Linked DNA regions of Homo sapiens: region 1 is linked to region 2. A link is a loop called in an ENCODE intact Hi-C map of the cell type or tissue named here. Cell type or tissue: IMR-90. All regions are shown on one strand. Links, peaks and the distances in the headings refer to the core of each region. The heading gives the core; the rest is flanking DNA.

Region 1 (5,585 bases), core at 413-5,412, 96 kb before region 2:
TTTAAGTTTGGTCCCAGATTACTGAGTAAAATAACAGCATAGCTGTTACCGTAAGTCCAATGAGGATGGAACAGTTGACTGGGCTCCTCTGTCTAAGAAGAGGCTGCAACTGATACTGGAAAAACTGACCAAATAATTGAACTATCTAGAGGCTGACCAATAAAATCAACTCTGAAATAAAAAATAGGTAGCATAAGATGACAATAGGTTAAGAGTAACACTATAACTAATAAAATTGCTCTCAATATTTTAAGTCACCAACTCAGACACACGTTGGTCACACACATTATCATAAAATGCTTAACCTCAACAAATGCCAACAGACACAATTAGCAAATACCAAATTTTACTTAAATTATAAATGTACCAGAGATACAACACTCTGAAACATCATAGGCAGATTCTTCATGCTGACAATACAAAACAAGAACCCATACTCATCCCCAGAAACATTTCTCAATAGATCCCAAAGAACCTGACATGTAACTAAAACATTCCTGATCCCAGTAATCAGCAAGTATCTACAAATAAAACACAAAAGTAGTTTTAACCTAAATAAGCTCCAATCAATTAAGGCTGTACTCTAAAACTATCACCAAGCACCTACCCCATACTTTCTAATTTTATAGCTGTTAAAGAAATATCAAGTTAAAGCAAAAATGTGAGGCAAATTTGTGAAAGAACATTTGATTAGCAAGAGAAAAACACAGCCAGAGTGAATTCATAAGATAGGGTGTGAGATGTATCATTTTAGGAAGCAGCTATAAGAATTGAAACTCAAGACATGAGAAAATGATGGTAACCAGAACAGGATCAACAGAGCAGGGGGCACTTATTAATGTAGACATTGCATTGTCCTTATATCATTCAGTTTCATTTCTTAGGTCAACTGAAAAATATAGAAATCATATGTAGATAAGGAATCACAGCTACAAGCCTGCTAACTTAACATGGCCACATGCTTATTAAAGCAATCAACATTTGAACTATTGACAGGTTCACCTCATTACTAATTTTATGTTCTTAACCCCAGTACACAGAGAGGCTTACAAATTGCCATAGGTATGCGAAAACTGGCTGGTATGAGGTAGAACAGAAGAGTTCCTCCCCTCAGGTGTCACCTAAATTATTTCTAGTTGGCCATAAAGATTATATCAATGTGCTCAAGTGAACAATGACAAATACTGATTAAATAATAACCACCTCTCAATCTTAAAACCTGGGGACAGAGTACAATAAAATATTTGATTGGAGACTATGAGCATAAGCTTGCTTCTGCCACTCAACAGTTATGTAATACTGACTAACACACACACACACCCCCTTGCTTTCTCCATCTACAAAATTAAGGGGGAAAAACTAAATTATCTCTAAGACTACTTCTAATTCTAGAAGTTTAGAATTTGAATTCTATAAGTAGGCTATTAAAGAAACTGAAAGATTTTAAAACAGTCCTAATCTATCTTTGGTTTTAAATACAATACACTGAACATGAAGTTAGGAGGCTTTATTTAGGATAATTTAATAGAGAATAAAATTACAAAGCTTCTTCATAAAAATCAATTATACCTTCCTAAGATTTACAAAGAAAACCAGTGATCTGAATCATTATAATACACTATATACACACAGGTATTCTCTAACAAAGCAGTGCTTCCACACATGATCAAAAGCCAACAAGACCAAAAGCTAAGAGGGAAGAAAAAGGATACTAGGAAAAACCATCCATGTATAAAGCCTCCTCTTTAGGGAAACCATATAAAATCACTGTCAATGCATATGTAAATGCTCTGTAATAAGTATTCAGGGTGCCCAATAGGTATATGACAGAGTTGTAACATTTTGCCACTCAATCACCTTCCTTTGGACTCCCACAGAACTCACCCGTGAGCTTAAAATTCTGGAGCACAGAAGGGACTCTGAAAAGGTCAGATACACTAAAAATAAAAAATGTCACCAGGTGTGGTGGCTCACACCTGTAATCCTAGCATTTTGGGAGGCTGAGGTGGGCGGATCACTTGAGGTCAGGAGTTCGACACCAGCCTGGCCAACATGGTAAAACTCCGTCTCTACTAAAAATACAAAAACATTAGCCAGGCATGGTGGCGGGCGCCTGTAATCCCAGCTACTTGGGAGGCTGAGGCAGGAGAATCGCTTGAACCCGGGAGGCGGAGGTTGCAGTGAGCCAAGATCGTGCCACTGCTCTCCAGCCTGGGCGACAGAGTGAGACTCTGACCAAAAAAAAAAAAAAAAAAAAAATCTACATTGGGTTGACATTTTATAAAATGTACTGTATCTCACTTGATCATCAAAACTCTATAGGAAAGGCAAGTGACTGCTATGTAGTTTTGTTTTTTAAACAAATGATGATGCCAGCGTGGGGGCTCATGCCTGTAAATCTCAGCACTTTGGGAGGCTGAGGTGGGAGCATGCCCTGAGGCCAGGAGTTCAAGACCAGACTGGGCAACATAGGGGGAGGCCCCATCTCTACAAATAAAAACAAACTCTCTGGGCATGGTGGCATGTGCCTGTGGTCCCAGCTACTTGGGAGGCTAAGGTGGAAGGACTGCTTGAACACAATAGATTGAGACTGCAGTAAGCTGCAATCTCGCCACTGCACTCCAGCCTGGGCAACAGAGTGAGACCCTGTCTCAAAAAATAAATAAATAAATAAAATAAATAAATAAATAAATAAACAAACTAAAGAGGAAACAGACCTAGAGAAGTTATTTAATTCAAGATCAAACTAAGTGGCAATGCTGTGACAACAATACCAATCTTTCAACTAAAACTATATGCCTTTTTACCCCATTAGTGCATACTATTGTCTGGTAAACAGAAAAACAACAATGGGGCAAAGGCCATAATATTACAGGGTACTTCACTTTACAGTTTAGAAAATCTTATATATTACTATTATTATATTTAATCTCCAACTCTGAAGTGGTACTATTCTACAGAGAACTGAGAGTTTATGAGTTGGTGCCTAGTTACTGGATATTGGAAAGTGCTAGCTGGTATGTGGAAGGGAGAAGTGGTCAATCTTGTCTAGAAGTCTGAAAACTAGCCATCATAGACCATTTACCCACATATCTTGACTTCTGAGATCACAGTGATTCACCAGTTCAAATAACTTGGGGAACACCAGTCCATAATGAATGACTAAGAAATTCCAAAAAGCTTTCTAATCTAAGCCTTCTTCAACAGAATCTTATACTAGATTCTTTCAGGAAAACATACAACTCTAAAAATCTAAGGTGAGCCAACACCCTTCAAGGAACAATCTAATCATTTCAAAAGATTACTGAAAAGTGTAGGTTTAATGACACTAAATTTTCTATTTATTACACACACACACAAAAAATCAAGCACAAACAAAACAAGCAAACAAGCCATTTACTGAAAATGACTGAATTACTGGTTTTATGTCAACTTACCACTGAAATGCATTATAATGGAAGTAGACCAAACCAAGACCATATAAAAAGGCAGCATTCTGTAAAGGAAGGGAAAAAGATTTTTAGGAAAAATACTTGTATCTAACATATATGATGTTATTATTGTAAAATACGGTATCCAAGATGTTTTAAGTCCTAAAATTCTATCATGCATTACAATATATTTTTAAAACACCAAAATAACAGTGATCAGATGGCACAGATTCCAATCAACTTAGAGAGGTATTCCAGCCCTGAAATAAAAATATTTACTAGCAGAAATTCTATGGTCAAATCTAAAATTAAAAATCTATTCTTCAGGAATAAGAGAATGCTCAGCCTATGTTATCCTATTCTCTCTTGCTTGTATCTACATTCTTCCTCTGGTTCTTTTTGTTTCTTGAATTGGATTTAATTTTATATTTAGTACTGCCAGGAAGGTAGTTAGAATTCAAAGGAAATGCACAGTATAAACCTAAAACAAATTTTAGTATTTAAGAAAAATAGCATCATGCCAATCATCACCTAGGCATTAACATCTTGTGCTTTAAATATCATTGACTCCTTTTGCAGTATGAAACAAGACATGTGTCAACACTTATCCTGACTAACTTTGACCTCTGGACTCCTAATAGGATCCAGCTATTTATATAATTTATATTTATATAACTCCATGATTTTTTTTCTTTTTTTTTTAAAGAGACAAGGTCTCGCTCTGTCACCCCAACGCGATCACAGCTCACTGCAGCCTCAAACTCCTGGGCTCAAGCAATCCTCCCACCTCAGTCTCCCAAGTAGCTGGGACTAAAGGCATGTGACACCATGCCCAGATCCTACTCCTTATTTTCAAAAACAGCAAATGTTTGAGTACCCAGTATATGTTTTATCAATAACCAAGCAAATCTATTTTAGTAAATCTTCCCTATTAAAAAAGAAGGTAAAGCTTTCATACTGATCTGTGTGAACAAATTTCTTCTTCGAAATTATAAGCTTCAAATTACAAATGTCTCTGATTTCTAAAACTTCAAAATTTTAACTATTATTACAATGCTTGTCATGCTGCCTGCGTTGCATCTCCCAAGAAAGACTGTGAGATAAAGGTTTTTGTACAAGTAGTTTATTTGAGAAGTATCTGAGGAAATACCTTTAATGAAGTAAAGAAGTGAGTCAGGAAAGGAAAGTATGCCAATAAAGGATGCATTATGGAGCTGATTATGACTCTAGGCAACTGGGACTCAAGCCTGCTGGAGATCTCTGGGAGACAGTATGGAACATTTCTCAGAGTCATCTTGCCCTAAGTATGAAGGAACTAGGGTAATTATACTACAACTTCTGTAATTCATTAGTTGAGAAAAAGAACCAATGATGTTTAAAGCCCAAAATGTAAACAGCTTGTCAGAGGCATTTGAACCAGAAGAACTCCATCTTGAATAGGGGCTGGGTAACGTAAGACTGTGACCTACTGAGCTGCATTCCCAGGAGGTTAGGCATTCTTAGTCACAGGATGAGACTGGAGGTTGGCACAAGATACAGGTCACAAAGACCTTGCTGATAAAAACAGGTTGCAGTAAAGAAGCCAGCCAAAAGCCACCAAAACCAAGATGGCAACAAAAGTGACCTCTGGTCGTCCTCACTGCTCATTATACACTAATTATAATGCATTAGTATGCTAAAAGACACTCCTAGCAGCACTATCACAACGTCAGAACTCTGTAAGGTCTAAAAAGGTGAGGAACCCTCAGTTCTGGGAATTGCCCACTGCTTTCCTGGAAAACTAATGAATAATTCACCCCTTGTTTAGCATATAATCAAGAAATAACTGTAAGTATTGTCAGATGAGCAGATATTCCTTTACTTTCTTAATAAACTTGCTTTCACTTTACTCTGGATTATCCTCGAATTCTTTCTTGCGTGAGATCCAACCTGGGGTTTGGATCAGGACCCCTTTCCAGTAACAAGCTGAGTGACTTTTCTTGCTTTTTAAAAATGCTAAAGTTTGTCCTAAAATTATATTGTGCATTTCCTTTGAATTCTAAGTATCTTTCTAGAAACACTAAGTTTCTTAAATACATTGTCAAATGTAAAAATATGGTAATTTCATTTTATTAAGTCCTCATTACCCCCAATTTTCCGAATGAGGAAATTATA
Region 2 (5,585 bases), core at 171-5,170:
TGGTATAAGACACTGTAAAGTCACAAAGAAAAGCCATTACATTCACTCAAGAATATGTCCAGTTGTGCTTTAGGTTTCACACTTTAATATCTTTAACTTTAAATGTAACTTTACATGTAATTTTAAAGACAAACTTAATTTTAAGAATTGCAAGAATGCGATACTTTTGCTTAACTAGACATTATTAACTAAACTAAAAGCTTTAAAACTCAGATTAAAAATAAAACCCCAATAACAGCCTTAAAACTCAGATTAAAAATAAAACTTAACAAACCTTGGTTTAAGTTCCAGCTCCACCATCTGGTAACTGTGAGATCTTAGTAAAGCCACTTAAAACACTCTGAACCTTTGTTTCCTCATATGTAAAATAAGAATACTATACTATTTCTTCTGCCTATCTCATATAAGGAAGCGCAGGAGGAATAAAACCTACCCACATTGCCAGTATGTTTTCTATTCCTTCTGGACAGAAAAGGTCAACTCATATAAACAGCTCACATCAGAAAAAGACCAAAATGTAACAATCTTGTCATCATTTTTAAATGAAAAAGAATTTAACCTACGTTTGAACATTTACTACACAGATATAACACATCTGTTATTACAACAAACTGAGGAAATAAAGGGATAAAAGATTCATGCTCTCTCAAGGTATGTGTGTGTTGAGGGGTGGGGACACTTAAAGAGACAATTCTACTGTGCTATCACAAATATGATCAAGAAAATATGGCTGGGCTCCGTGGCTCACCCTTGTAATCCCAGCACTTTGGGAGGCCAAGGCAGGCAGATCACTTGAGGTCAAGAGTTCGAGACCAGCCTGGCAAACATGGTGAAACCCTATCTCTACTAAAAATACAAATATTAGCCGGGGATGGTGGCACGTGCCTGTTAATTCCAGCTACTAGGGAGGCTGAGGCAGGAGAATCGCTTGAACCTGGGAGGTGGAGGTTGCAGTGAGCCAAGATCGGGCCACAGCACTCTAGCCTGGCAACAGAGCGCAACTCTACTTAAATTAAAAAAAAAAAAAAAGTGAGTATATAGACAGACCGTGTCATCACAGAAATAGCAATCATGCAGGAAAGACAAAATTTTAAAATGGTAAGATGGGCTGGGCACCATAGCTCATGAGCCTGTAATCCCAACACTTTGGGGAGGCTGAGGCAGGAGGATCGCTTGTGCCCAAGAGTTCAAGATCAGCCTGGGCAACACAGTGGGACCCTGTCCCTACAAAAAATTTTAAAATTAGTCAGGTGTTGTAGTGTGCACCTGTAGTCTCAGCTACTAGGAAGGCTGAGGTGGGAGGATTGCTTGAGCCTAGGAGGTCGAGCCTGCAGTGAGCCATGATCACGCCACTGCACTCCAGCCTAGGTGACAGTGAGACCCGGTCTCTAAATAAAAAAAATAATTTTTTAAAAAATAGAAAAATGCATGACACTACAGAGAAAATATGGTATACTACTAAAGTATATAGCAGTGAGGGATGGGCAGTCTAAGGAAACACACATTAGCAAGAAAAAAGTTGCATTTTTCTTTAACTTTCTCATTCTTTCCTCTTTTAAACAGTAAAGGCAGCCAAAGCATAGGGGGAAAATTTAATTCAAAAAGTTCAGTGTTGATAAGTAAATTGCTACAGATCCTTCTTTCCTTCCTTCCTTTCTTTCTTCCCTCAAACATTACTATGAAATCTATCCTTTTGACAGAATATAGTCATAAGGGCACAAGTATTCCTCCCCACAGAAGACTACTTACTATTTCTAGCCTGCTTGGTCAACAATGAACATTAAGTATATGTTTATGAAAGATGCCCCAGTCCTTTATGGGAAAAAGGGCATCAAAAAATACAGTAGTCCCCCTTATTCACAGAGGAAATGTTCCAAGACCCCAGTGAATGCCTAAAGCCTTAGATAGTACAGAACCCTATATATATTATGTTTTTTCCTATACATACATGCCTATAACATTTAACTTATAAACTAGGCACAATAGATTAACAATAACTAATAAAATAGAACGATTATAACAATAAATTACGATAAAAGTTATGTCAATGTGGTCTTTCTCTCTAAATATTGTATTGCACTGTACTCACCGTTCTTCTTGTGATGAACTTCAGTATATGATTTTTTTCTTTCCTTATTAAGTACTTTCTCCTGTTCATTAAAAGGAAGCACTTCATGGCTTATCTTTGTCATATCCAAATTGACAGCATCACTTCTCTTGTGTTTTGGGGTCATTATCAAGTCAAATAAGGGTTACTTGAACACAAGCACTTTGATACCACCACGGTCAATCTGATAACTCAGACGGCTACTAAGTGGACTAACAGTGGGCAGTGTAAACAGTGTAGATAAGCTGGACAAAGGGATAATTCACCTCCTAGGCAGGACAGTGCGAGATTTCATCATGCTACTCGGAAAAGGGTGCAATCTAAAACTTAGGAGTTTCTGGAACTTTCCATTTAATATTTTCTGACTGCAGTTAACCACAGGTCAACTGAAACCACACAAAGTGAAACCGTGGATAAGAGCGTACACTACTCTATTACAAAGCAGATTAGCTATACCGCTCTTCTACGATAAAAGGTTTTTTCATGACAGCAGATATTTCTTATCTCCAACAGGGAGAATACAGATCCAAGGCCAGCCACTGGTGTACAATACCAGAGGGTGATGAACACAAGCAATAAATTGGGCTAGGTCTCAGAAAAGGAGAAATGTCACTTTTTCCAGCATTGGAACAGAGGGATGTCATTTTTAGCTACAATACCTACATTTTCCAAAACTAAAGTTTGTGCCCTTTCTGTTCTTGTTCATTTAAAAAGAAGTAGCAACATAAACTTATGACCAGCAACATTAAAAAAGGTTAAAATAAATAGCCATTTTTCTACATATTCACCGTATTATCACCGCTCACAGAATTTTCATACTAAGCAGATGACTAATGGCAAGAAAAAAACCTTGGAGCTAGGGTCAATGCTTAGGAAACATCCACAATGTACAACTGACTAAAGCAGTTGTCTAGATTCTAGAAAAGCCTAGCCAGCTCCAAATGTTTCTATCAACACAGAATGTAAATGTAGCAGGACAGACTCATAACTAGGTTTACCACTATGGGTCAAAAATTAACCCAAGAAAATAGTGTAAGACAGTGGCTGTATGACTTTTTGGCCACAGAATGCTCTCACTTCAGACATACTCTCACAAGAGTATCCAGTATTATGCTCAGTTCCAAGCTAGCTTTGCTAATGCCACCCACTTTGTCCAACCACTCAAGAAAGTATACTAGATGTAAATAAGAAGGGTGGTATTACAGAGAAAACTTTGAATTACATCTGGTTCTTTTCCAAAAGTAAATAACTTACAAAAACTGGTACTTTGATGAGTAGTTTAGCCTATCCACAGTCTCACAGCTGGTAAGTGGCAAAGTCTAGGGATAGGGTCAGGGAACATATGAAAAAGAAACATCCCAAAGAATACCTAGAATCCACAACCTAATAGTAACATCTTTCTTATGATTCACTCCTGACACAGTGCTCTTCCTGGAATCATTTCCTTCATTTCCTTTATCTACCTAAAAAACTTATCTGAGACATAAAAAACTTCTGCATTAACATATATGAGACATCATTCTAACATATCCTATTCTTGTTCACCAAGTAGATTATCAGAATTGTTAATTATTAACAACATTTACTCACTGCTAAGTACGGTGCACTTTACATGCCTTAGCTCATTTAATTCACAGAAACCTATGAGGTAAGTACAAATGACCCTTAAATAACGAGGCAGATAGGCGTGCTGACCCCCCCAGCACAGCTGAAAATTCACATGTAACTTTTGACTCCCCCAAAACATAACTAGTGTTGGGAATAAAGTTTTTGGTGTCACAAAAAAAGAATTAATGCGGGAACAAATGATCTCTCAGAAAGGCGAGCTTTACTTTCTGCAGAAAGGGTGCTACTAAATAAGCTGTCCAGCCAGGAGAGCACACCAAACAAAGGAGACAGGGTTATTTATAACCTGACACATCGATCCTACTGCTGTGTCCAGTTTCCATTGGCTGAAATAGGATCTCACATTTTACACTTTACCCAATTGGCTACTGGTTTAAAACTTTTTTAATTGGGTAAGGGGAACAGAAGAAAGAAAGAAAAGGAAGTTGTCCAGGGATAGTTAAGGACGCATCTTCAAATAAGGAATGGCATGCACTATGGGCTGGGACTTGTCTAGTTCTGCCCAGGCATGCTGGAGCAAGCTAGGACAGCTGATATGGAATATATGTGTGTGTGCGTATACATATATATATATATACGCACACACACAAATAGTGGATAGCAATCTTATAGTAAGAAATTGTGACTTTTTATAGTCTTTGAAGAACTTTCCCATTTCTCACACTACTAATAGCCTACTGTTGACCAGAAGTCTTACCAATAATATAAACAGTTAACACAGCCGGGCATGGTGGCTCATGTCTGTAATCCCAGCACTTTGGGAGGCCAAGACGGGCAGATCACCTGAGGTCAGGAGTTCGAGACCAGCCTGGCCAACATGGTGAAACCCAGTCTCTACAAAAAAAAATACAAAAAATTAGCCAGACGTGGTGGCGAGTGCCTGTAATCTCATTTACTCGGGAGGCTGAGACAGGAGAATCGCTCGAACCCAGGAGGCGGAGGTCGCAGTGAGCCAAGATCACACCACTGCACTCCAGCCTGGGCAACAAACAGCAAAACTCCGTCTCAAAAAAAAAAAAAAAACAGTTAACACATATTTGGTATATGTATTATATACTGTATTCTTACAATAAGCTAGAGAAAAGAAAATATTATTAAGAAAATCATAAGCAACATAAAATACATTTTCTATTCTTAAGTGGAAGTGGATCACCATAAAGGTCTTCATCATCGTCATCTCCATTTTGAAGAGGAGGAGGAGCAGAAAGAGAAGTTACTCTTCCTGTTTACAGGGGTAGCATGTGTGGAAGAAAATCCGTATGTAAGTGGGCCCACGCAGTTCAAACCCTTGTTATCCAAAGATCAACTGTACTATTATCCTTATTTTACAGATGAGGAAAGTAAGGCCTAGAGCATTAAAAGGCTTACTTAAAAGCAATGAGGGCAGATAACATTGCAAACTTTGAGTATAACACATGGTATATTTATTCTTAGCACAATCATGTATTAATTCACCTCCAGGTAGATGGTAAAAATGTTACAATATAATAATCAATATGCAGGAGTGCAGAGAGAGTGTGTGACAATCAGAAGTAGACGAAGCTATTAGGAAAGACAACTGCTCTGAAATTTTAGTACCTATTTTAAAAGGAAAATAAGCTGATTCTCTCTCAGGTTCACTGAGGGCCTTTGGACCTAATATAAATATTCTTCTCAACAGTCCTTTCCACAAATGTCTTGCTCAACCCTCTCTGTTCAGTAGGTCATTAATTTAGATTCCAATGATATGCAATTCATGATAATCCAAATGAACAGAGATTACCTTGGCACTCTGAAGCACTGTTTTTCCCAAGTAGTGTTTTATGGAAAAAGGATTTCCAACTATAAAACATACGTGTGTTGTGTAGTGGAT

Evidence for each region. Hi-C counts contacts between places; a loop is a spot of excess contacts. Peaks named below come from ENCODE experiments on the same cell type or tissue, not always from the same donor. Only the 100,000 strongest peaks of a DNase experiment are listed, where the experiment ranks them.
Region 1: a loop joins it to region 2, with 2.2 times the contacts of the local background. A loop is called at or near these places in 1 of 110 quality-filtered maps.

Annotation. Positions count from the first base shown.
Region 1 is chrX:45,008,872-45,014,456 of GRCh38, reverse strand. It overlaps KDM6A (lysine demethylase 6A), which reads right to left. Exons shown (of 30, transcript NM_001291415.2): 5 at 3,438-3,496. Among named protein-coding and RNA genes, the nearest start is that of KDM6A, 140 kb to the right of the region's middle. RefSeq lists an enhancer at 940-1,059. In IMR-90, for the core only: no CTCF peak of the experiment used is centred there; DNase peaks (open chromatin) are centred at 3,116 and 4,636.
Region 2 is chrX:44,912,470-44,918,054 of GRCh38, reverse strand. The region is part of intron 2 of KDM6A (lysine demethylase 6A); the gene reads right to left. Among named protein-coding and RNA genes, the nearest start is that of KDM6A, 42 kb to the right of the region's middle. In IMR-90, for the core only: no CTCF peak of the experiment used is centred there; a DNase peak (open chromatin) is centred at 2,984; H3K4me3 peaks cover 533 bases.